Linked DNA regions of Mus musculus: region 1 is linked to region 2. The links are chromatin loops, found by intact Hi-C in ENCODE. Cell type or tissue: heart. All regions are shown on one strand. Links, peaks and the distances in the headings refer to the core of each region. The heading gives the core; the rest is flanking DNA. Region 1 overlaps Flnb (filamin, beta). Region 2 overlaps Flnb (filamin, beta).

The links. Hi-C counts contacts between places; a loop is a spot of excess contacts. Peaks named below come from ENCODE experiments on the same cell type or tissue, not always from the same donor. Only the 100,000 strongest peaks of a DNase experiment are listed, where the experiment ranks them.
Region 1: a loop joins it to region 2, with 2.0 times the contacts of the local background. A loop is called at or near these places in 10 of 42 quality-filtered maps.

The regions. Positions count from the first base shown.
Region 1 is chr14:7,931,213-7,943,343 of GRCm38, forward strand. It overlaps Flnb (filamin, beta), which reads left to right. Exons shown (of 46, transcript NM_134080.1): 39 at 2,502-2,768; 40 at 3,352-3,489; 41 at 4,722-4,837; 42 at 7,835-7,967; 43 at 10,833-11,009. Among named protein-coding and RNA genes, the nearest start is that of Gm45521, 20 kb to the right of the region's middle. In heart, for the core only: a CTCF peak has its summit at 5,986; no DNase peak of the experiment used is centred there; H3K27ac peaks cover 453 bases.
Region 2 is chr14:7,880,066-7,892,196 of GRCm38, forward strand. Flnb (filamin, beta) reads left to right here. Exons shown (of 46, transcript NM_134080.1): 5 at 1,518-1,636; 6 at 2,142-2,219; 7 at 3,695-3,857; 8 at 4,485-4,682; 9 at 7,472-7,609; 10 at 9,070-9,196; 11 at 10,665-10,801; 12 at 12,015-12,131. Among named protein-coding and RNA genes, the nearest start is that of Flnb, 68 kb to the left of the region's middle. In heart, for the core only: no CTCF peak of the experiment used is centred there; a DNase peak (open chromatin) is centred at 6,166.

The sequences.
Region 1 (12,131 bases), core at 2,113-10,112, 51 kb after region 2:
AAGCACGCTGTCCACCCTGGGGACATTTGCATTTTATACTTTTTCTTAATTACTTAAAAGGGGGAGGGGCAGGGTCTCAATATGTAGCACAGAGTGGCCTCAAACTTGTGATTCTCCTGCCTCAGCCTACGAAGTGCCGGGGCTGTAGGCTAGGGACACCACAATGAGCTTTTTGTCTTTAACAGAGGTTTCACTTAGGACAAATGTGCTCACCTCTTACCGCTTTCTCCCAAATGCAAGCAGTCTTGTTGCCTTGCCGAGGGGAAACAGATTTGCTTTTAGAGTTCCCTTTTCCAATGAAAATACTGTCAGAGGGAGCATGGCCTGCTGATGCCAATGTCTACAAGTGTTTAGGTGGGGAGAACTAGCAACAGCCTTTTGGCCTCTCTCTCTCTCTCTCTCTGAGACAAGGTTTCTCTGTATAGCCCTGGCTGTCCTGGAACTCAGTCTGTAGTCCAGGCTGGCCTCAAACTAAGGAATCCGCCTGCCTCTGCCTCCCCAAGTGCTGGGATTAAAGGCGTGCGCCACCACTGCCCAGCCATCTCTCTTATCTTTAGTGGAAGGACTAGAGCTGCTGCAAAGCTGGGTGGCTTCACGACAAATCATTTTTCACAGAGGCTTCAGGCACTGTGAGCAGGCTCACAGCCTGTCTGAGAGATGACTGGCAGTCTTTGTGCACAGTCACTGTGTCAGTGAAAGCTTCAGGACTCCTCTGCCCACACATTGGGAAGGCAGAGCGTAACGGAGTGAGACAGCTATGTTGGTAAAGTCTTTGCCACACAAGTGTGAAGCCTTGAGTTCCGTCTCCAGAACTTCTATTTGACAGAAAAGTCAGGTGTGACGGTGCCTGCATGTAATCCCAGCACTGGGGAGGCAGAGACAAGAGGTCCTAGGCCCTACTGTCCGGCCAGTCACTGATAATCAGGCTAGTGAGAGACACTCTTAAAAACCAGGGTGGATGGCTTCTAAGGAATGGGACCTGAGGCTGTCGTCTGGCCTGCACATATGCACGCATTCACACACATGAAAACAGATGCAAAAGATGCACATACGTGATCAAAGAGGAAAGGGCTCTTTCCCAACCCTGCACATTCCTACACACACACCCTTTAGCTGGAGTCAAGTACACCACCATTGTTGTCAAGTGTGACTGTAGTTAACATCTAATTACTACAGTCAAGGTCACCTTTTAGAAACTGTTCCCTGGATGTGACAGTACAAAGTTTGTGTGCTTCAAGGTGGACGAAGCTGGCTGGCCAGTGAATTTGGACTTGGCCATGCTTTGGTAAACCTTCCTCCAGAAATGGATTGGCTCCTGTTGCTCCCCATCACCCACCAACAGGAGGTGCTCTTTCTCCTGGGGAAGATGTGGTATCGCCATTTTAGTCTTATTTCTAGGATTAACTTGTGATGTGGAGTTTGCTTTGCTTCCCACTTTCTGTTTTGCAATTACCTTTCCTCTCTCTGCCGACTCTTACCTGAGGAACTCGGGTATCTGCGCATGTGGTATCTGCGCGTGTGGATATTTGTCCCGTCTGAGGCCTCTTTGGCTCTTGGTCATTCTTTTCAGTTACTTGATAGCAGAGGAGTCTGCAAGAACCACCCTCCTCATGTCCACCAGATGCCCTCTCATCTGTTAGTGAGGAGACCTTATCAGTTCCTGGGACCTGGGCCTCTTGGGTGATCTTAGTCACAAAGTAGCATCTTAACGACTAGTATACTTCCCTCCTCCCGGCTGGAGAGGCTGTGAGTCAAAGTGGATTAGCAGGAGTAGATCCTCTTCTGGGTTGCAAGTGGCTGACTAGTATGCAAAAGCATTGCTTTCCTGAGGCTGAAAGCTTTGCTCACGCATGGTTCCTCCTTTGCGGTTGAAATGGCCTGTGTTCACTTTTGTATCTTAATTGGCTTGTGTTCACTTTTGTATCTTAATGCCTTTGACCTTGTTGCCCGAAAGAAGCAGCAGAGCTTGACGATAAGAGATGAAGGCTCTTGGGGCCTATGAGATGGCTCAGTGTCTAAGGGTCCTGCTGCTAAGCCTGATAACACAGGCTTGAGTCCTAGGACCCTCGTATTGGCTGGAGAGAGCTCCTGCAAGCTGTCTTCTAGCCTTCATCCACATGCATGCTGTCGCACACTTGCTCATAGACGACACACATACGTACATACGTATATAAGCTCATATAAATGTAAGAGAGACACAGGTAGAAACAGGTGGGTTTCCTTACATGCCGCAGCTGCCAGCATAGGTCCTAGTGTGATGCTGCTGCCATGTACAGATAACTAGACTCCAGCCACGAAAGCTGTTGACATAGCTCAGTGGAAAAGGATGTGTCAGTGCCCCCTTCATGCTGGTCACAGGAAGGCAGGCCTCTAGCCCACGGGGAGTCCAAGCACCTCCCACCCCTGGGCTGTACCTGCCACAACCTTCTCTGCGTGACCTGTGTGCCCTGCATGGCCTCAAACCTTTGCCCTAACTTTTTCTCCCAACCTTTTACCTTTAGAGATCAACAGCAGTGACATGTCTGCCCATGTCACCAGCCCCTCTGGCCATGTCACTGAGGCAGAGATTGTGCCCATGGGAAAGAACTCTCACTGTGTCAGATTTGTGCCCCAGGAGATGGGCGTTCACACTGTCAGCGTAAAGTACCGCGGACAGCACGTAACAGGAAGCCCGTTCCAGTTCACCGTGGGGCCCCTTGGCGAAGGGGGTGCCCACAAGGTCCGGGCAGGAGGCCCTGGCCTGGAGAGGGGAGAAGCAGGCATCCCAGGTAAGAATTTGGGCCAAGTTTTAACTGGACTCACAAGTAAGTGTACAACTGTACCCATTGCTCTAAAGAGACAACTCCAGTGGGTGGCTGTAAGGGACATTCCTTATTCAAAGCTTTTAAAGCTAAGTAACATTGGGAGTCACTCACACAAAGCCAACAGGCTTAGACAGGTTTTGCTAGTCTAACATTAGTGTGCATTAAGTCTCTTAAAAAGAGAGTAGTTACTGTTTCCAGTGCATTCTTGAATCCGTGTTCTGTGCAGCTCATTAGAACGCTGCAAAACTGATTTGAGGGGTCCCCTCCTGCGGTGGCTGCTGTGTGAGGGAAGAAGTGTGGGGAGTCTGAGTGCATTCATCCTTCTCTGGTGTGGTTTTGGGTGTGTTCCTGGTGCCGGAATCCACATGAACTTCATGGTCATTGGCGGTGCTTCAGAAACCACAATGATGGCCTTCGCCTGGGTTCTGCTTGGGACTAGGGCAAAAGGAAAGTGCTGGCAAGGGCCAGACCTACGCTGCTGGCTTGAGCTGAAAGAGGGGCTGGGGCTCTGGGCTGTCTCACTAACCAGGTGTTTCTTTGCTCTCAGCTGAGTTCAGCATCTGGACCCGGGAAGCAGGTGCTGGCGGCCTCTCCATTGCTGTTGAGGGCCCTAGTAAGGCCGAGATCACATTCGATGACCATAAAAATGGGTCATGCGGTGTGTCTTATATTGCCCAAGAGCCTGGTATGTACTCAGGGGATGTCTGAGGGTGATCTCCTTGTTTAGAGATGGTTTAGTTGCCAGGATGAGAAACTTACAGCTTAGGTCAGGTATACAGGCATGTGCATGTGGGGGCACAAGGGAGAGCCTCAGGCCTTCAAGAGATGAGGGTCCTTGTTCTCATCAGTGTCTTGCCTTTTACTGATGGCTCTGCTTGCTTGCTTGCTTTCAAATGCTGCGTTCTGCCCACTGCCCCTCCAGATGCCCCTGCGAGTGACCCAGAGCTGGGTTGACTGCTTCAGCACCTGAGAATCTAAAGCAGAGATTTGTCACCTTTCGTGTCCCTGAGACCCTTTGGACATCTGACTTATCCTGTCCTCAACATCCATTTTTGGCATATACAATATAAAGTACATCAAATCATAAAAGTAATCAATTTTATTAAAATACAGTTGTAAATGCAGATATAGTGTATATCGCATGATACCTGGAAGGCTGATTGCTAGGAGTGTGAGCCAGACAGTGTGAGCTCCAGGCTGACCTGGGCTACAAAGTGAACATTATCTTAAATAAAACTATATTAAAGTATAGTTATCAAATACATAGCAGTAGAGTATATATGACTTTATTAGTATATTAAATTATGATAAAGTTTGCCCAAAGTACATTGATGGTCTTACTTTCAAAGTAGTGATGAGTGTGCATGATGCTGTCAAGATGGCTCCAGTGCTGAGTATACATGATGAGTGTGCATGATGCTGTCAAGATGGTTCCAGTGCTGAGTATACATGATGAGTGTGCATGATGCTGTCAAGATGGCTCCAGTGCTGAGTATACATGATGAGTGTGCATGATGCTGTCAAGATGGCTCCAGTGCTTACAGTGGAATAGATCCGTGATGTGTGATGTGTAATATTGGCAATACGCGGCACAGATGCTTCGCACTTGCTGTGGTGACATTTCTAATCCTTTTTCTTAGAGATTAATAAAAATATAGACGCAACTGCTTTTCCTTTTCAAGCCCCTGGGTCTCTTGGATTCTATACACAGATGGCTCTGTGGACCCAGGTCAAGAATCTCTGTTCTTACTTAACTAATAAAATCCTACCGTCTGGGTGTTAGTCAGTTAGTCAGCTGTGGCTTTAAATTAAGCACTGCTAGTCTCTGAAGACATTTGAGCCCAGCTTAAGCCCATGGCCACTATGGAAATACCTTTCTGAACTCTCTGAAATGGTGGGGCTTTCCTATCCCAACAGGTAACTACGAGGTGTCTATCAAGTTCAACGACGAGCACATCCCGGACAGCCCTTACCTGGTGCCCGTCATCGCGCCCTCAGACGACGCTCGCTGCCTCACTGTTCTGAGCCTTCAGGTGAGGCACAAGGAAGCATCCATCTCCTTGGCCATAGGCCAACCAGTGAGACTCCTGGACTCCTGAGACCACATTAATCCTGTCCTGGGTACCAAGTCCTGTTGAGAGTTGGCACCCAGGTGTTGCCATTCATGGGGTAGCAGTCCTATGGCAGGGTCACCTCCTTATGCCCTCAGGAGTCAGTTTGAGCAAGCTCAAACAGACTTGATAAACAATATATCTTACCAGTGAGGGACAAGTTTGCTTTTAAATATTTATTCAGGAGAAACAAAGGAAGCCTGTTAATCATTGGTTGAGGGAGCAGGGCAGATTTCAAAACAGAATAGACAATCCTGACAGTCTAGTGACTTGTACCTATAACACAGAATAGACAATCCTGACAGTCTAGTGACTTGTACCTATAATGATCGTTGGCTTTCTTCCCCTAAAGCTAACAGCATCTTTTTGTGTGTAATTACGGTGACTTGTTTATGATAAGTGTACAGGGGACTATCTTGAGAACTTATCAATGTCCCTTAAGTAAATTTTTGCAACACCCAAATGGGCAACTTCTCTTGACTTAATTTTAAAGATGGTCCAGAGTGATTCTAGCCAGGAACCATCTAGTATGAGTTAGCAAGAGTGAGGGCTCTGTCCCCAAAACCTGCTCCCCTGAGACTGTGCACTGAGCATCACCACAGTTGCACGTGCACACACGCACTTACATTAGCACCAGCGCCACACTGAGAGCCACTAGGGATGCATCAGCTTGGGACACTGAACGTGTCTGAATTAGAAGAAGCAAATAGGTTATACAATAATGCCCAAATACCCAAAACCAGTTTCCAGTTAATGCAGTTTCTAAGTAGCCTTTAGCTATTCCAGCTCTTAGAAGTACTTGGATTAGAATCCACTCTGGCATTTGGAATGGATGATACAGCAAGTAGCTGCCCACTTTTGACTTATTTACATTGAGATTCTTTCTTATGCTGAGACAATGGACTGCTGCTAGTTAGAGGCCCAGACTGTGATTGGTGAGTCTCAGTGGGAGAGCCCAGAGGTCCTAACTGGTCGCCTTGGTGTAGATGTTTTTCTTGTGTTTCATTTAAAGGCTTCTTAACAGGAGTTTGTTTTGTGGCCGACTTAGCTAAAGCCTATAGAGGGCGATAAAGGCAGCACTTGTCGGGGGCAGAGAGGCAGAGCGCTGCCTGCCGTCCTGCGTCTCGAAGGTCTCTCTTTAGATCTTCAGAAGCTTTTCTCGCCCTCTTGAGGCTTTAGCGGCAACAGACTCAGGTAACAGGAGTGATTGCTCCTCCCCAGCGCTTCTGTTGAGTCCTCCTGTCACGGTTTGCTCATAAGTATTTCTGTAAGTATGGATTCCTCCGCATGGAGGGATATGTAAATTATTTATCAGCGCCTCAGCGGAGGCCTGAACAACATCTGGTACTGGGTAGACGTGAGAAGCGGGTTTTGTTTTATCTGGCTTTTGGGGCTTCATAGAAAAAGTGGAGTTGGCTGGCATTTTGTGGGGGAGGGGACAAAGTGGGGGTTTCCTGGAAATTAAAGAGTCCTTAAGTTTGTATTATGGCCTCCCTCCCAGGCTGTAACCCCCAAGCAGCAGAGTTCGCAGAACATTCTGCGTTCACCTAATTGTCACAGTGTGGTTTAATAGTCGCTAGCCACATGTGGCTGCCCAATTAAGATGCTGCTAGAGAAACCAAATTTTTGTTATGAAATTTAAAGTGCTTTAAATTGGTCGGTTTCCATCTGTAGCTCTGGACTAACCCAGGGAACGCAGTGCTGTTCGGACCTGCTGTAGAGGGGCAGTCCTTGCACCAGTGCCGAGCCTTCCCTAGGCTTTTCTAGAACCATTGTCAAAATCTGCATTTTAGCCGGGTGTGGTGGCACATGCCTTTAATCCCAGCACTCGGGAGGCAGAGGCAGGCGGATTTCTGAGTTCAAGGCCAGCCTGGTCTACAGAGTGAGTTCCAGGACTGCTAGGGCGATACAGAGAAACCCTGTCTTGAAAAAAAACAAAAACAAAAACAAAATCTGCATTTTAACCACATTCCTGGGTAGCTCCTTTGCATACAGCCCTGCTGCCTCTGAAGAATGGCTGTTTAAGCCAAAGCTGGGGCATGTTAAAACCTTACTTTCCTGGATAGTGTGGGCCATTCATAACAGTTGCTTAGTTCTGAGTACCTAGTGCCTAAGCTCCTCCCGCCAAGAATGTGCACTTTCTAAGACACGCTACGAGTGAGGCTGAGTGAGGGAAGACAAAGGCCACACTTCTCGGAGTTGCAGAGGCAACTTCTAAATACGATTCATACTTAACAACTCGCTGACATTTTTGGAGCATCATTTCATGTGTTCTTCATAACCAGTCTCTCAGTTAGGGTCAGGTAGTTTGTCCATTTTGCAAACAAGGAAATTTGAGATTCAGATTTAACAACGTCGTTTTACTACTTGAAAAGAGTAATTAAGCAAAGTTCAACCTTTGCATGCGTTGCTCTGCATGTTATCAAGAGCGCTACCTATTCCTGCACTTAATTTAAAAAAAAAAAAACATTAACAACAAAAGCAATGACATAAAATCCAGCTCATGTCATGAACACTGCACCCAGACTCCTCCTAAAAAGGAATTGGTGATGATGATCATGATGATGGTGGTGGTGATGATGATAATGAGGCAGCAGCGGCAGTTTAGCTGGGACAGCCAGGGGTTTGGGCCTGTGCAGATCTTGTTTGGGATATTCTCTTGTCTGGAGCATCTCGAGTCTCCTATCCCCAAAGCAGCTCCCCAGTCCTGCGGGTTTGAACATAGGGGTACAGTGTGTGTTTCTGTTTACTGGTAGAAACGTGGAAGCAAAGGCTGCCCCGTCTTGTTATCAGGTATGACAGATGGGAATATTCAAGCCTGTCCTATGAGAATTTCCTCCTGGAGCCGCCCTGGGTCATCGTGTGCTAGTGAGCAGGAGCACGGGGTGCCATAACCTGTCTGATTTATTGAATTCTCAGGAATCAGGATTAAAAGTTAACCAGCCAGCGTCCTTTGCTATAAGGTTGAATGGTGCGAAAGGGAAGATTGATGCAAAGGTGCACAGCCCCTCAGGAGCCGTGGAGGAATGCCACGTGTCTGAACTGGAGCCAGGTAAGCAGCCAGGCTGCCAGCGGGGTCTCCACACCCGTGCTCCTGGCGGTGCTCCACAGCTGGGCCTGAGAGTCAAGCTCTTTCACTGCTGCCAGGCATCGTTTCTAAAATGGGGTAGACATGTTTGCCAGGGACACAGAGACTCTCTGTGTGACAGCAATACCCCTTTCTTCTAGTTTCTCTAAACAAGATCTGCTTTATTTTCTGTGACTTTATCAGATTCCTTTTACATGACATTAATAACAACTTTTATTTTAATAAAACCTTACAGCTTTATTATATGGTTGACTTTATGGCACGAGGAAGGCTATTTTAATCTTACCTTCCTCCAAGAGAATCTAAGACTCTAGGGCTTAATACCTCAGATTTATGGGACTCTGATGTCAATCAACTTTAAAGAGGCCATTCTGTCAGTGAGCGTTTATTATACGTTAGGGATTTGGCAGGAAGCTAAAGCTAGTGAATATACAGCTCTACCCCTCAAAACACTACTCGAGTTGGTACATATCTTTAATCTAGCATTTGAAAAACTGAAGCAGGAGAACTTCAAGTTCAAGGCCAACCTGGGCTACAAAGCAAGACGCTGTCTCAAAAGCAAAACAACAACAATAAAAATAAACAAACAATAAAAAAAAATCAACTGGCTAAACTAGTCTGAATAAGGCTGCAAATTAGAGACAGCCCTCAGTGATACCCTAAGAAAACTAAGAAGCAGATAGTGGCATGGGAGAGTGGGTAGGGCTCTTTGTGCTTTGGCAAGGTCAGGAGAGCTCTGCCAGTGTGGTCTTTGATGACACCCGCTGCTGTTGGGCATTTGTCGTGTGCTCCCCTATGTCCACTGAGGGTGGAAATCTAGAGCAGCACTTCTTAATCTATGGGTCATGCCCCTGTGGGATTCAAATGCCCCTTTCATAGAGCTTGCCTATGGAAAACCCAGCTGTTTACATTATGATTCATAACAGTAACAAAATTACCATTATAAAGTAGCAACGAAAAAAAGTTTATGGTAGGAGGGGGTGTCACCACAAATGAGGAACTATACTAAAAGATTGCAGTACTAGGAAGGTTGAAAGCCACTGGTCTAGAGCATGCATGAACAGCTATGTATGTTTCTCTCATTGGACAGAAAAGACAAATGGAAGATGGTGCCATGACGGCATCTTGGCTGACATAAGGCCATACCATAGAGAATGAGATGGTTCAGTCAGTAAAGTACAAACACAAGGACCTGAGTTTGATCTAACCAGACACCTACCTGTGATCCCAGGGGATATGGGGAGAGACCAGAGGCTTGCTAGCTAGCCAGTCAGTCTAAACACATCAGTGGGCTCCAGATTCAGGAGAGAACCTGCCTCAAAAAATGAGATGGAGAGTCACTGAAGAAGATAACCAGTGTCGGCCTCTGGCCTCCAGACTCCAGGTGTGCAAGCACACACATGCACAAACCTGTATCTCGGTGGATAGGTAGGAAGGAGCCCATACAGTTAGCTCAACTGAGGATATCTGCCCAGAGGCTATACAAGGGTTGACCAGGGTCTCTTTCTTAATTGGAGTGTCTCCCACATAGCCAGGTGGTGGTATTTACTAGCTCTCCATGCATTGTTATGTGACGTTTGCCCTTGGTCCAGGCAGCCTCTGAAGTCCCAGATTATTCTAGCATGTCATAATTGGGGTGTTACTGGTTGCCATCATAGACTACCAGCTCAAAGGAACACGTAGTCATGAGGGCCAGTAATTCATAGAAGTGCCTCCTTTGTGGTCTATGGTAGAGTTTAACAATGGCTTGATGCAGTCACCGGTGGTAATCCTCCAAGGCCCCAAAGGCTTTTTGTTGCTTTGCTCTGCTTTGCTTTATTTCTTGAGGCAGGCTCTCTGTGTAGCCTAGGCTGGCCTGCAATTCATACAGCCCAGGTAACTTCCTACTTAAGACCTTCCTGCCTCAGGCTCACAAGTGTGTCCTTATTCTTTCTTCATTTCAAGGCTTCTTGCCTTCTTGGTAGTAAGATGGCTACAGGACCACCTGCTGCTTCATTTTCAGAGGTCTTGAGAGGCAAGAAATCTATAAGTCTCCTAGCGAGCCTCTGCTCCCGTCCCAGTGAGCTGGGACACATGCCCATTCCTGAGTCACTTACTGTGGCTAAAGAAATAAATTTACCTTGGGGAAAGAATTTTCCTCATCCTGTAAGAGACTGAATCTGGACATTGGGGTGGGGTTCACTTCCCATAAAACATTTTGCCTTTAAGGGAGGGGGTGGGTACCCAGCTGGGAAGCACTAGGAGAAGTGCAGTGCCAAAAGATAAGAGTAGCTGACTACTACTGTCCAGAACGTTCCCCTGTGGAGAGTACCAGAGAAACAAAAGAGGGCCTGGGTCCTCAAGGAGCCAGGGCCTAACTGGTGCAGAGGCCGGCCACGTGATTTGCCGTGCAAGGCCAATCTAGGCAGGAGATGACCTTGACACATGTGACCCAAAACAGAACAGGCTAAGTGCTCCACTTGCTGACATTGCTTGCCTTGGGCTTAATTACAGAGCCTTAGTGCCAGTTGCAACTGTGTTTTTCCCTTCAAGAGGACAAACAGAAACGTGGTGAGAAGTGGACTTTTTCATAAAGGGTGGATTGTGAGGCAGGAGCCTGAGTCTATAACAGAACTCGAGAGTCAAGAGTGTTTCCCAAAGGGCTGATTAGGGAGACACAAAGTAAGGCTAGCTGGCCTTAAAATCTGTGTGTTAGCTGCCAGGCTCCCAGCAGAATGGTGTCTTTAAATGATTCAGCGCTGCCCAGCTCAGGTTGCTTGCAATGCTGTGTCCCCACTCACACCACACTGCTTAGCATCCACGTTTACCATGTGCATCTTCTCCTTCCAGATAAGTATGCCGTTCGCTTCATCCCGCATGAGAATGGCATCCACACGATCGATGTCAAGTTTAACGGGAGCCACGTGGTCGGGAGCCCTTTCAAAGTACGTGTAGGAGAGCCTGGCCAGGCAGGCAATCCTGCTCTAGTGTCAGCCTACGGTGCTGGGCTTGAGACGGGCACCACAGGTAAGAAGCGCTGCTTCCCTCGTTACCTGAGCAGCTCTCTCTGGGAGAGCTGAGGTAGACATCGTTAGCCCCTGGAGGCCTTCTGTGCTCTGTCCTTGGGAAAATGCAGACCTGCGGGCTTTGGAGGAATTGGGGGCCATTGTTTGAACCGGGGTAAATCCAGACAGAGGCCTGTATTGTTATACCTCATTACAGTTTGTTTGTAGCCCAGATGTCTTTCTACAGCAAGTTCCTCAGCCCTATAGCAGGATGATGACAGCATCATTAGCGTCATTAATTTGGAGGACTTTTCTTTGGACAGAGTTTGTGGTACAGCTCCTAGGTCCAAAGGTGGACTGCTCCCAGCCCCCCAAGCCTGTGCATGGCCTATCCATCCCCTTGAATTTTCTGCTCACTGCCAGGGAGGGGAAGGTGTTGAAAAGGCGTGGACGCTCTCAAGCTTTATGGACATGTTCTGCCTTCTGCAGGTGTGAGCACTGCTAGCCAGGCACCCAGTCATGGAGGCTTCCCCACTTGCTGCCTGTCCCTGGGCTGGTGTGGTGCAGAGCAGCCAAGTTGACCAAGTGGTTGATTCCTTGATAGACAAATCCCTAGTTCAGCTTTAATTTGGTAGAAGTGAGCTCACTGAATGGGCAACTCACCTTTTCGCTGGGCATCTGAAAGATATTTCTAGGTGATCCTTTTTACTTGTTGGTTGGCCTTCATAACGAAAAGCCATGTATGTGGTCAGCTTGAGGTAGGCCTCAGCTCGGCCCATCACGTCAGCATTAGAGATAATAAGGACTCTGTCCCTGTAAGCGTCTGTAGAGGAAGTGCACCGTGAAGAAGACACCACTTCTTCTAGTTGCTGTTACTTCGGGCTTGTTGGGGAAATCTTTGGTCTTCCTGCCCCTTGCCATACTAGGGACAGAACCGATTGTCTTTCCTGTGCACTAAGACATGGTTTGCTGTACTTAGAGCAAACCCAACCCTGAAGTGAGAGTCTCCTCAGTGGTAAAGGAGCCCTGCCCAAGTTAGGAGTGGCCAGTGGACTGGCATGCTGCCAGGAACTCTGGCCAAAGCAGTGCCCTCCATAAAACCACCCCCTCAGTGGCGTGGGTCCTGCCAGATGCCCTTGGCACA
Region 2 (12,131 bases), core at 1,783-9,782:
AAGTGCTCTCTATCCTTGGGGTTTAAGGGATCCTGAGAGTTGGCATGGGCCATGTTTCTGGAAGAACACAGAAACTTCTAGATTCTCAAGCCTGGCTTTCTGCTGGTGACAGCTCCAGATTGAGATTCCCACCAAAAGCTTATCAACCCAGGCAATTACAGGAAGCTTAGGTGCCATATACCACGATCCGGTCCTTGCCACATCAGGACCCACATTGGACATTACAGGGCGTTTTAGGGGCTCTGTGTGAGGAACCATGTTAGGAGGAAGATATAGACATAGAACTTTACACTTGATTTAAGTTCTCACAAAATCTATGTCTGAATGTTCATAGCAGCTTTGGAAATGATAGACAGCTGGATGTAACCCAGACGTCCCTTGGTGGGAGAGGGTAAACAGTTGCATAGCATAGAACATTACTCATCAGTGAAAAAGCATCAGCGGCCCACGTGAATGGATGGGATTCTCAGTTAGAAGGACCGATACCATAAGGTTGCCTAATATATGACTCCACTTATGTAACATTCTTGAAATGGTAAAATTACAGAGATGGAGAACAGATTAGTGGTTGTCAGGATAAGAAGAGGGTGGGGCGGAAGGGAAGTGGGTGGGAATCCTAAAAGGGCAACACGAGGGATCCTTGTGGTTATGAAATGCTCTGTGTCTTGATCATATAATTTTTAGTACTCTGGTCATGATAAGTATCATCACTTTGCACCATTGCTACCACCCCCCCACCCCCCACCCCACCCCCGTCATTGCACTTCCCCTTTCTCCTTCCCCCAACCCCCAAATCCTGGTGCTGTTTGAGGAAGGTCAGAAGAGGTCTTCCAATCCCTTGGAACTGGAGTTATAAATGGCTGTTAACCAGCATGTAGGTGCTGGGACTGGAACCCAGGTCCTTTGCAACGGTGACAAGTACTCTTCACAGCTGAGCCATCTCTCTAGCTCCTCACCTAACTTTCTAGTATCTAGGTTCTCCATGTTAGAGAAAACACACAGATCTGACTTGCTTTACCCCGTTACTCTTTGGTTTCCTTCTGAAGACTCCTTTTCCCACAAGGTCTTGTTCCTACTTTTCATATAATTTATATATAAGTCTAGATTTCACATGTGAGAAAAATATGGGGTATTTGTCTTTGAGTCTACCTATTATTTAACCTTCTTAAAATTAAACGTCTAATTGCAAATAATAGGGGGATACTTTTTTAAAGTATATGTACAGTGTTATTTAAAGAAATGTGCAACTTCCTTCTCCTGCACGACCTCGCAAAGGCAGGTCCTTCTGCTAGCTACTACCAGTGTGCATTTTCACTGTTTTGTGGACCACTCTCTGAAACTCTCGAATATTTTTAAATTGGATATCGGCTAGGTAACATGAAGAAAATAAGAGTTTGAACCTATCTGGTTATTCCTTCATGGCAGTTTGTTCCCATCTCCTAAATAAGAAAAAGAAAAACATATAGTGGGTTGTAGACGTGGCCCAGTTTAAAATTTACTGTGTAAACTCATGACAGGAATCGAACCTACTGGAAACATGGTGAAGCAGCCAGCCAAATTCACGGTAGATACCATCAGCGCTGGACAAGGAGATGTGATGGTGTTTGTTGAGGACCCAGAAGGAAACAAGGAAGAGGTACGCTGGAGGATGCCACCTCCCTCCGGAGTCATTAGGCCAGTCACGAGACCAGAGACTGCATATTCAGGTCCTCACAACACTCAGCCAAAAAGCTACCAAAGAATCCCGAGGCTTGTGGCGGCTGAAGCAGCTGCCTGAGCGCTGTGCCTTGAGAGCAGTATTCACTGATTAACACAGACACAGTGTTTGATGACGCAAATGATAGGTGGGGTGAGACATGGGACTTGTCAATTGAGGTGTCCTGATTTTCCTCTCCTGACCATCTTTGGGTCTCTGATCTGATCATAGCATGATCTGAACTCATAAATACTCTGCCATATTGTCTAGCTTCCTCTGGGGCAGGGTCTCTGCCCAACTTCTTGTTGTATTTTTGTTCGTAAAACCAAGACTGGCATCTTCTACACTTGTAACAGTCAGCAGACCAATAAACGATCCAGTGAGTCGGCTTCATACTGATGCATACCTTTCACCTTCTCTAATTGATAATCATCCTCTCTTCTAGGCACGTGTGACCCCAGACAGTGACAAGAACAAGACATACTCTGTGGAGTATCTGCCCAAAGTCACCGGCCTGCATAAAGTAAGATAAGGCGCCATGGCCGCGGCTTGGTTTTTGGCAGTGTTTGTACAGTGCTGGATGTAGAATGTAGGATCTCTACATACTAGGCAAAAGTCATAAGTTACTTAGGTTAGGATTATGCAATCTCATTTATCAAAAAAAAAAAAAAGTAGAATCCCTAATAAATCAGACTTGGCATTAGGTAGCACATCTCGGTTGTCTATATTCCCCAGGGGAGTCATTCGTGATGTCCTGATTTCCTCCCCCTAATTGCACATGAGTTCCTACAGATTGAAGCTGTCTGTCTGGAGTATAGATAATGTAGTGAATAAACTGCAGCCTCTGTCCTGAATGCTTTCTTACTCATTCCTCTTTGTGATAGGCCAGATTGTGTACTGGTCTTGAGCCCAGAGGACACACAAGTTCAGCTCACTAGCAGCAGCAAGGAATATACTCAGCTTCTGAGGAGTGGCAGGGAGAGCCTCCAGGCCCTTCACCTCAGCATCGTATCTGAGACCATTCCAGCATGGTTCCATCAGGCAAGAGCTGAGAGCATAGGCTACAGCAAGGGCTAACCAAGGACTGTGTCTTCTACGGGAAGAGAGCCTTTGCCACACAGAAACCAATCCTCCTATGGCATGCTCAGGCTTTAAGACAGGTTCTGAATTTCTGCCTTGAGCTTTTGTGAATTCACCAGGATTCTTCTTACTCCAGAACTCCATGAATCTACGAGAATGAAATCTTAAAAAAGAACATTTAAATCTAATTAATTCATTAATTATTAGTAGATTCACTGGAAACCTAGTCCTCTTAAAATATCCCAAGATGAGAAAGTTTTGCTAAAGTTTTAGACAGAAGTCATTATATTTTGTTTCAAATGCATTTATCTGGAAATGATCTTGGTCCGTGAAAACTCTAACTATGTTCTTGGAATGATGAACTTTATTCTGAGAGTGCAGCGACCTTATCTGCATTACTAAAGAAACCCCTTGCCTAGAGATCTAAGTATAAGTGGTCGTTTTATTTTCTGTTAGAAGGGCCAAGTACCCTACAAGATGTGCTGGGGTAATAGTGGTGCAAAATTTGGGGGCAGGGTAGGGAGGGGAGTGGCCAGCCAATGACTGGTCTCACTTGAGGCCCATGCTACAAGAGGGATCCCATGTCTGACACTACCTGGATGGCCTGGAACCGGAGACTGGATAGCTCAGAGATCTGGGTTAGAACCAAGCACACCTGGGAGGGAGGGGATGCCCATACCCAAGTGCATCTGATGTACGTACTTTTGGTTTAAGACCGGGATTTCATGGGCATTGCCATATGCCTGATGGGTCCAGGTAGTGATTCAATTCTGGCCACTTTCCCTGATTTTAGGGCTTGTGTTGCCATCCACCATTGGGTATACAATCCCGAGGAAGGTGAGAGAAGGTTGTGTGTGGGGTTGGATAGTGTTCTTGCCAACCAGGGAGAAGCTGTTACCTCTCTCTTGTCACTTGTAGGTCATCGTCCTCTTTGCAGGACAGCACATTTCTAAGAGCCCATTTGAAGTGAATGTTGACAAAGCCCAAGGAGATGCCAGCAAAGTCACTGCAAAAGGCCCAGGGCTGGAAACTACAGGGAACATTGCCAACAAGCCTACCTATTTTGACATCTACACAGCTGGTAATGTATCTCTCTCCCAGGGTTTTGACCTTTGCTGGTCTTGCAGGGTCTAACACAGAATCCTCAGGAGGGTTTGGGCACCCAAACCTTTTGTCTTTTTAATTGATGAAACAACTTTTTCTCATGAGCTAGTTGTATTTTTACATATCTTCACTCTTGTCCCTGATTGAGAAGTAATCAATTTTTGTACAAATTTCAGTCTATACTAAATGTTACCAGCCATGTGCTAGACTAAGTTTTATGGAAAAGTGGAAGAAGTGGACTGCACAAATAAGATGAATAATATCAATTTCTTAGCTTTCTTTTTTCTTTTTTTTTTTAATGAGACAGGCTCTCTCTGTGTTGCTCTGGCTGCCCTAGAACTTGCTCTGTAGATCAGGCTGGCCTCAAATTCAGAAATCCATCTGCCTCTACCTCCTGAGTGCTGAGATTAAAAGCATGAGTCATCACATGGCAGCTTTCTTTTCAGTTTTTTTTTTTTTTCTTTTAAGAAAAAGAATGACAGTTGGTACAGACATTCAGCTGGTTCAGCCTGGCCTGAGTGGCCCTTTCTGTTTGCACTGTGCACTGGTTGGCAGAGCTTTCAGAGGGGAAGGGGTGCTCATGGAGTGGCCGTTCTTTTCACAGGAGCTGGCGTGGGGGACATCGGCATTGAGGTGGAGGATCCCCAGGGCAAGAACAGCGTGGAGCTGCTGGTGGAAGACAGAGGAAACCAGGTGTATAGATGTGTCTACAAACCAGTGCAGCCTGGCCCCCATGTGGTCAAGGTCTCCTTTGCTGGGGATGCCATTCCCAAGAGTCCCTTTGGTGTACAAATTGGGGAAGGTAAGTACTGACCAACTCTACCTGTCATGGAGACTGACAGACCTGGGCTCCCTTCATCCTCCGGATATTAGTGCTAACACAAGTTGTGTTCCTCTGCTTTCCTCCCTGTGTCAAAACATCGGAAATGATCACATTAATTAATAGATGATGAAATTATATGTATGGCTCACGGCCATGATCACTTGGGCCTGTGGTGATGCTGTGTAGCTACAATGAGCACATACATGACATGTGGCAAAGGAGCTGCTTACCACAAGGAAGCCATGAAGCCAAGAAGAGGTGGAGAGAGGCTAGGATCTCGCCAGTCCTTTCCAGGGCAAGCTTCCAGTGATCTGACTTCTTTCTGCCAAATCCCACATTTTCAACACTTGTACCCTTAGGGAACATTTTAAGTCCAGTCTGTATCACAGATGGAGTATCGCTAATCTGCAAACTAGATTACTTCAAAACCCAGAAAACAAAACAAAACAAGATAAAACTGTGCACTAATGTGATTCTAAATAGTTTTATATTTCAGATTTTAAGTTTTCAGATTAGGGAAGCCAGTCAATAAAGTCCATGCAAATATTTTTAAACGCGTATCTGAAGTGGGCTGGAGCTACGGCTCGGTGGTGGCCACTCCTCCTGGGTATCCAGAGGACCTGTATTCAGTTTCCAGCAGCCTCGCACTAACTGTTCCCCCTGTAACTCCAGCTTCAGGGCTTCTGATGCTCTCTCTGGCTTCCTTGGGCACCTGCACACATCTGGCAGACACTCACATAAACCACACACACTAAAACACACACCACGACCACCACCTTTAAAACCTTATTATAGCAAGATCTTTTTGTTCAAGCCCTTTTCTAGAAGGGCTATGGAATCCGTGCGCAGAGACTGAAGTGTGCTGGTTTTGGTGTCTAGGAACAGGCTTGGCGGCAGCAGGTCCCTACAGTCCAGGCACTTTACTGGCTGTCTGGCACTCAGCCCAGCTGCATTGGCCCCCAGTTGGCAGGTGGACTCACTGAGGCTTTGGCATTGTCGGTCTCAGAAGAACCGTAGTGTCCGTTGGCATGCCCGTATCTACTCTGCCGAACCCCTCAGCAACCAGGAGCGTGGGTTTCCCCTTATATTAAAGGCACCCTCCCCCTCCCCCTCCCTCTCCCCCTCCCCCCTCCCCCTTCCCCTCCCTCTCCCAGTCCTTGTTGCTCTTTTCTGTTGTTACTGCTGTTTTCCAACTGTGCTGCCTTTTCTAACCGGACTTGCCTCTCCCTCTTCTGTCCTCCACCTCTGCACCTGCAGACCTGGCTCCTCCTTCTGAATCCTGTCTCTGGGCCAGCCTGGACCCTGAAGCTGCTGGCTTCCTATTTGCAAGCTCTGGGCCAGAGGCTCTTGCTTTGGTAAGGGCTGGTTGGGTCGGGTGTATTTTGCCAGTTCTTTGTGCTGCTTCCGAGTGACTAAAGGAAGTTCCTGTGCAGGCGATAGTGATCACGGCATGTATAGCCAGATCCCAGCCTGAGCAAGGTGCTGAGGGATGGCAGTGGATCTGGCACATCCCACAAACTCTTCAGTCGAGTTGGCCGAGTGTTTGAGTTGGCTGAGTGCTCTAGGGACTGAGCAGTTACAGTCTTTTTTCCCATGTTTAGCCTGTTGACTGTGCTCTGTATTTCCATAGGGGTTTGTGTGTGTATGTATGTGTGTGTGTCAGTGTGTGTTAGAGTGCTCACCAGACATGTACAGGACCATGGTTTCCATCCTTAGACCTTCAATACACACATATTAGGTGTCTTTAACAGAGGAAAACCGATGTTACTGGCCATTAAGTGCCACCGTACACCATGTTCTTCCATGAACAATCCAACATGATCTCTAACTGCAAGGATGTCTCTGTTCCCGTCTGGGGAGTAATAGCTTGCCACATAACCAACATAGGGAGGTTGTATCTAATGAGCAAGTACCTTCCATCTGCTTCTGGAGCCCGTGAATAAAGGCTGTTGTATGTGCTGTTTAGAGAGGAAAAGCCAATGCATAGACAACAGGACATTGAACCCATCAACTTCCCATTTCTACTTAAGGAGAAAGCTGTTCATGTTGGGCAAAGGATCTCTAGGAAGAATCTATGTCTTTCTAAGCCTCCTCCTGACCCCACTTGGAAGAGTAGTTTCTAGACTCTGTCAAGTGAAGAATATTAGCCATTACCATAATTTTTGTCCTTGTGGTTTTTAAAGGAGATCAGAAGTCATGTTAGCCATGGCATTTTCTGCTGAGGCTTGCTTTGTAGATGCCAGGAGCTTTGTCACAGCCACCTTTGGCTGAGAGCTTTTTGTTATCTTGTCCAGCTATTCACATGCAAGACAACAGCTATGCCCAGATCTTCAGAAATGTCTGGCCCGTGCTTTGGAGCTCAGACGGATATTTCAAGCACTGCATTTTCCAAGTAGACTTGAAAACGCATAGGATTCCCAGTCACTGGACCCTGGAGTGTGGCCGTGAGGTCAGGCTAGTGTTCAGCAGTCAGTCTTAATCCCCCCCTGCTCACAAAAGGCTAAAAGCCAGTACAGGAGCCCCACAGTGTGGAGTCACGGCTCTCCCATTGATGGTGCCCAGCGCTTGTGTGGTGAGGCTGGACAGTCATGGTGTTCCTTCCTGGCTGCTGTGCTTCCTCAGCAGGGCCCCTGGCATTAGCTGTTGGATGCTCTTTGTGTAAAGCAACCATTTTCTTGGCGGGTATGGGGGAGGCCCAAGATACCCTAATTTTCTTGTCTTTTGCAAAATATTAAAAGGTTGAACTGATGTCAAAACTCTGTTTGTAGCCTGCAACCCAAATGCCTGCAGAGCCAGCGGCCGAGGTCTGCAGCCCAAAGGTGTCCGGATCCGGGAGACTGCAGACTTTAAGGTGGACACCAAGGCTGCTGGAAGCGGAGAGCTTGGTGTAACTGTGAAGGGCCCTAGTAAGTATTTATCTCAAATAAACCTTAGTTAGTTCTTCAGCCATGATATATTTATTGGTCAGTCCTGATTGGTATCTCCTAGAGAGCTGTGACAGAGATTTGAGTCCTATCTATGCTCTTTAGAGATCAAGTTGTAGAGTTGTAACATGTGCCCTGGATATAGATTGGCAAGACCAGTGAGTGGTTTGACAGCCTTATATATTAATATATTCAGACCTCTGGGATAGGAAACAAAGCTGTAAGGAAGTTGGAAAAATACTGCTTTGAGGACAACATATCCCTCCCCCCACCACATCCCCCACCCCATTAATTGAAGAGACCTAGGTATAAAGTGGAAGACTCTTACAGACTCACATGGATTGGGGTTTTCTGACCTGGGATCCAAGCACAGTATTAAAAGCCAATGATTTCTCCAGTACCCTTTACATTTTATAGACTATGAAATTATATCAATTACTGTATTAGTATGATCGCTGCTTATAGGAGAATAAAATGTCCTAGAATGGTTTTCTTTGTAGGTGGTTGGCAGAGTTAAGTCTCTGCAGTACCTTGTTCCTCCTTCCTCCTTTGGGACGGAGACAGCAGGCATGAGGTCAGCATCTCCTGTCTCCCGTCTTCCCAGGAACAGAGAGGCAGCTCTGTAGTCGCACTTGGCGTTAGTTCTAAGTCTGTACAGGCTTGTGTTTCCTACGCCATGTTTCTCTCGTCCTCCGTATTAGTGTTAGTCTGCGTCCAGGAGTTCAAAGCTGTGTGAGCTCAAAGCTCAGAGCCTTGGGGAAGGATTTGCCCCAAGGGCAGCCAAGGTTCTACTGCCCAGACCTAGAGCCAAGTGCAAGTAGCTCTGCAGCTGTCCATCTATCCATTCACCCACCCACAGTCCACTACCCCTGCTCAGTTTGTTGCAACAGGAGCCAAAGAGGTGTTGTTTTCTGACCTCAGAGTCCTTCTTAACTCATAACATAAAACAGGTTTCTGCCTGATGGCTAGATCCAAAATTGTGGATAGAACCTAAAATCTGGCTTCTCCTAAATAGCTTATAAGAAAGAACTTTCTTCTTTCGCTGTCCTGCTTTAGCAGGAAACGATTCATAGGTGCTTAGTCCTTGACAAGTAATCACAAAGATGAGCTTTCTTCCAGTGTCTGTGGGGCAGTGGGGGTGGGGGGCAAAGGCAGCTGGGACTGTCGGAAAACACTGAGACACAGCAAACGACCCATCTGGTCTAAGAGCTCAGCCTCCACCAGCTGAGAGCTTTTGGAAGCCAGTTAGCTGGGAAGTCTTCCATTTCTCTGTCCTGGAGGCTGGGATGGCTCTGGTTTTAGTTTTGGAAACCGCTCCCAGCTTTTGAGGGAGATTTCACATTCAGAGTCTAGTTTTTGTACATTGCCTGTGTCTTGTGGGGAGTCTCCTTGTAAGCCAAGGATTATACTGCAAAAGCTGTGTGCTTGCTTGCTTTCCACAGAGGGCCTGGAGGAGCTGGTCAAACAAAAGGGCTTTCTGGATGGGGTCTACTCATTTGAGTACTACCCCAGCACACCAGGGAAATACAGCGTTGCAGTTACCTGGGGGGGGCACCACATTCCCAAGAGGTGAGTCCGGGTTGGAGATGGGCCTTGTCCAGAGGTGTGTTCAGCCTGTGACAGGCTCGCAGGAGGGAGCGCTCTGCCTCCCAGGCTGCCAGAGGGAAGAGAGATCTGCTTTGTTAGAAGCTTCCCCCCCATCCCCGCCTTTTCAGAACAGCACAGACACTTGGCTTATGCTCAAAAGCAGCAGAAAGTCACTGTGGTTTCAGCTGCCCTGCTTTAAATCAAATGCTGGTGGTTTGTGCCTGGTGGGAGGCAGGGAAACCAGAAAGAGCTGTAATAGAGAGCAAACGGGCTGTGTGTCTATACAGCCTTATATAAGCTAAGGCTCTCCTTTTCAATGAGTGCCTCTGTTCACAGATGCCGTGGGCACAGTCGGCTATGGCTTTTACATAAAAACCCATCTATGTGAATGCCTTCAGGGACAAGGGACCCCCGGCCACACCTGGGGCTATTGCAGTTTCCTTTTTGGACCCCTGTGCTCTGCCACTCTCCTGAGGGCAGTTTAAACTTTGAATACATTCTGTTTGTCTTGAGAAGTAATTGAGCTTTATAGTAGTCCTCCCTTGTCCATAAAGTTACCTTCTAAAACGATAAATATATGCCTGAAACCAACCCCAGGCAACGTCATGTGGCGTTTTCCCCCTCTAGACTTGCATACCCATGAGAAAGTTTAATTTATAAAATAGACACAATAAGAGACTGATAGCAATAGCAGCGAGGCAGCAGAATGGAAGTTACGTGACTGTGGTCTTAACGAACTATACCACATTGTGTGGGACTTCCCCTTCTTGTGGTGTTCGCTGACATAATGCGTATACAGTGAGATAAAGTGAAAAGAATATTGTAGGCATCATGGCCAAGCACTGGGCCACTATTAATCTCAAAATGATACATTGCAGACTGCATTTGAAACGTAAGAAAATAAAACCAAGGGTAAGGGGACCTCTTAAGTAGGGTTTTCAGTGTCTGCAGACTGCATTTGAAATGTAAGAAAATAAAACCAAGGGTAAGGGGACCTCTTAAGTAGGGTTTTCAGTGTCTAAGCACACTTATTAGAAACTTCCCTTGCCAAAGTTAAAGCATGTTTGATCACATATGAATGACATAAAGCCCATTCAAACTACTTCTCTTGTTATAGCATAGGTAGGAGGACGAAAAATGTGGACATTCTTATCTTTAAGGCTTCCACTCTAGAGGGCCCTGCCTACTAAAGGTCACTCACTAATGAGCAAACCAGAGCAAGTGTGTTGCTTGAGGGACAGCCCAGTTACTCCCAGCTCCCAAAGCAACCATATTACATTATATTGTTGACATAACAATGGCTGTGGGGGTGACCAGTGTGGGGGGAAAAAACTTGCCTAGAGCTTCAGCCTCTGTACAAAAGATCAGGCAAGTGGAAAGAGTTATGTTAAGAGTTCATGGTTATAGCAGTCCCTTCTATGATCCTCTTCTTTTCCTTCCTTCCGGCTAGCCCCTTTGAAGTTCAAGTTGGCCCTGAAGCAGGCATGCAGAAAGTCCGTGCATGGGGCCCTGGACTCCACGGCGGCATTGTTGGTCGGTCAGCAGATTTTGTGGTGGAATCCATTGGTTCTGAGGTTGGAACTCTGGGTAAGTAGAGGCAGCTGCCCAGCCACTTCTGCAAGGCTGAGTAACGAGGTGCCTAGTGTTCGAGCCTCACATGGCCTCCTGGCCGCCTGGCTAGCCAAAGCCTCCTCTGGAGGCTGTAGAGTTCTAGTTCTTATTTTCCTTCTTGCTTTCAGTTGTCCAATGCCTGTGACACTTGATTATTTATTCACCATTTCCTGGGAGTGGGGTGGTGGTATGCTAAACAGCACATACAATATCATAGACAAATATTGGTAACTAACCCTTAAATAGATGGCTTGGTACATCTTGCTCAAACTCGAAAAAGTAAATATATTATTTGGCACATAACTGAATATATTTTAAGTGGATATCTGATAAAACATGTGATCATAATGGATTAGAAGTCAGGCTTTTTCTGGACAAGGCCACATACCTGGTATTTTCACCTTGTGTGTGACATGATCTCTGTCACAATTATGTGACTCTACCATTGTGGCTTTGAAACAGTCATTAAATACGTCAGTGAGTGGGTATGCCTACATTCCTGTAAAACACTTTAGAGCCCTGGAGTTGGCCAATGAGCTATATTTTACTGACACCTATTTAGGTATAGCAACAAGTAAAAGAGGGAAAAATTAGAAATTATATATAATTTCCACCAGTAGAAAGATGAATCACTTTGGAATATACTTGTAGTTTAAGGAAGTAATTAACCTTTTAATCTTCTCTTAGGCCTTTTTCCTGTACACACTCATATCTTTATATCTTTATGCCCCAGATGAGTGGAGGTAACACCTTTATTTCCCATGGCTTCTGTGGGATTTTGTTATGTTTTAATCTATTCTTAGGCTTTCCAGTTATATACAAGATCTTGTTATATGAACAATGCTGGGTGCATAACCTCATTTAATTTATTCAGATAAAAGCTCAGAAATGGGTTTAGATAAACAAACACTGGGTTAAGCCTTTTGGCATATGTTGCTGTATATTCAATAGAAGGGTTTTTCTGGCCCTTCTGTACCCCTCCCCACTCTATGTCATCTGAAAACCAGAAACATCCAGTCTAATGCTTCCACCAAGAGCCAGTGGCCTTGGTTTTATGGAAGAGGGACACGCTTGATTTCAATTTTCTGCTCATTCCTCGCTTTCCAGCAGGCAGAGGAGATGGTGGTAGCCCAGGATAGATAATTCTCACCATGTGTAACCGGGAAGGCCCTTTTGTTCTGTCCCTCAGGATTTGCCATTGAAGGCCCTTCCCAAGCAAAGATCGAGTATGATGATCAGAACGATGGCTCGTGTGATGTCAAATACTGGCCCAAGGAGCCTGGAGAATACGCCGTTCACATCATGT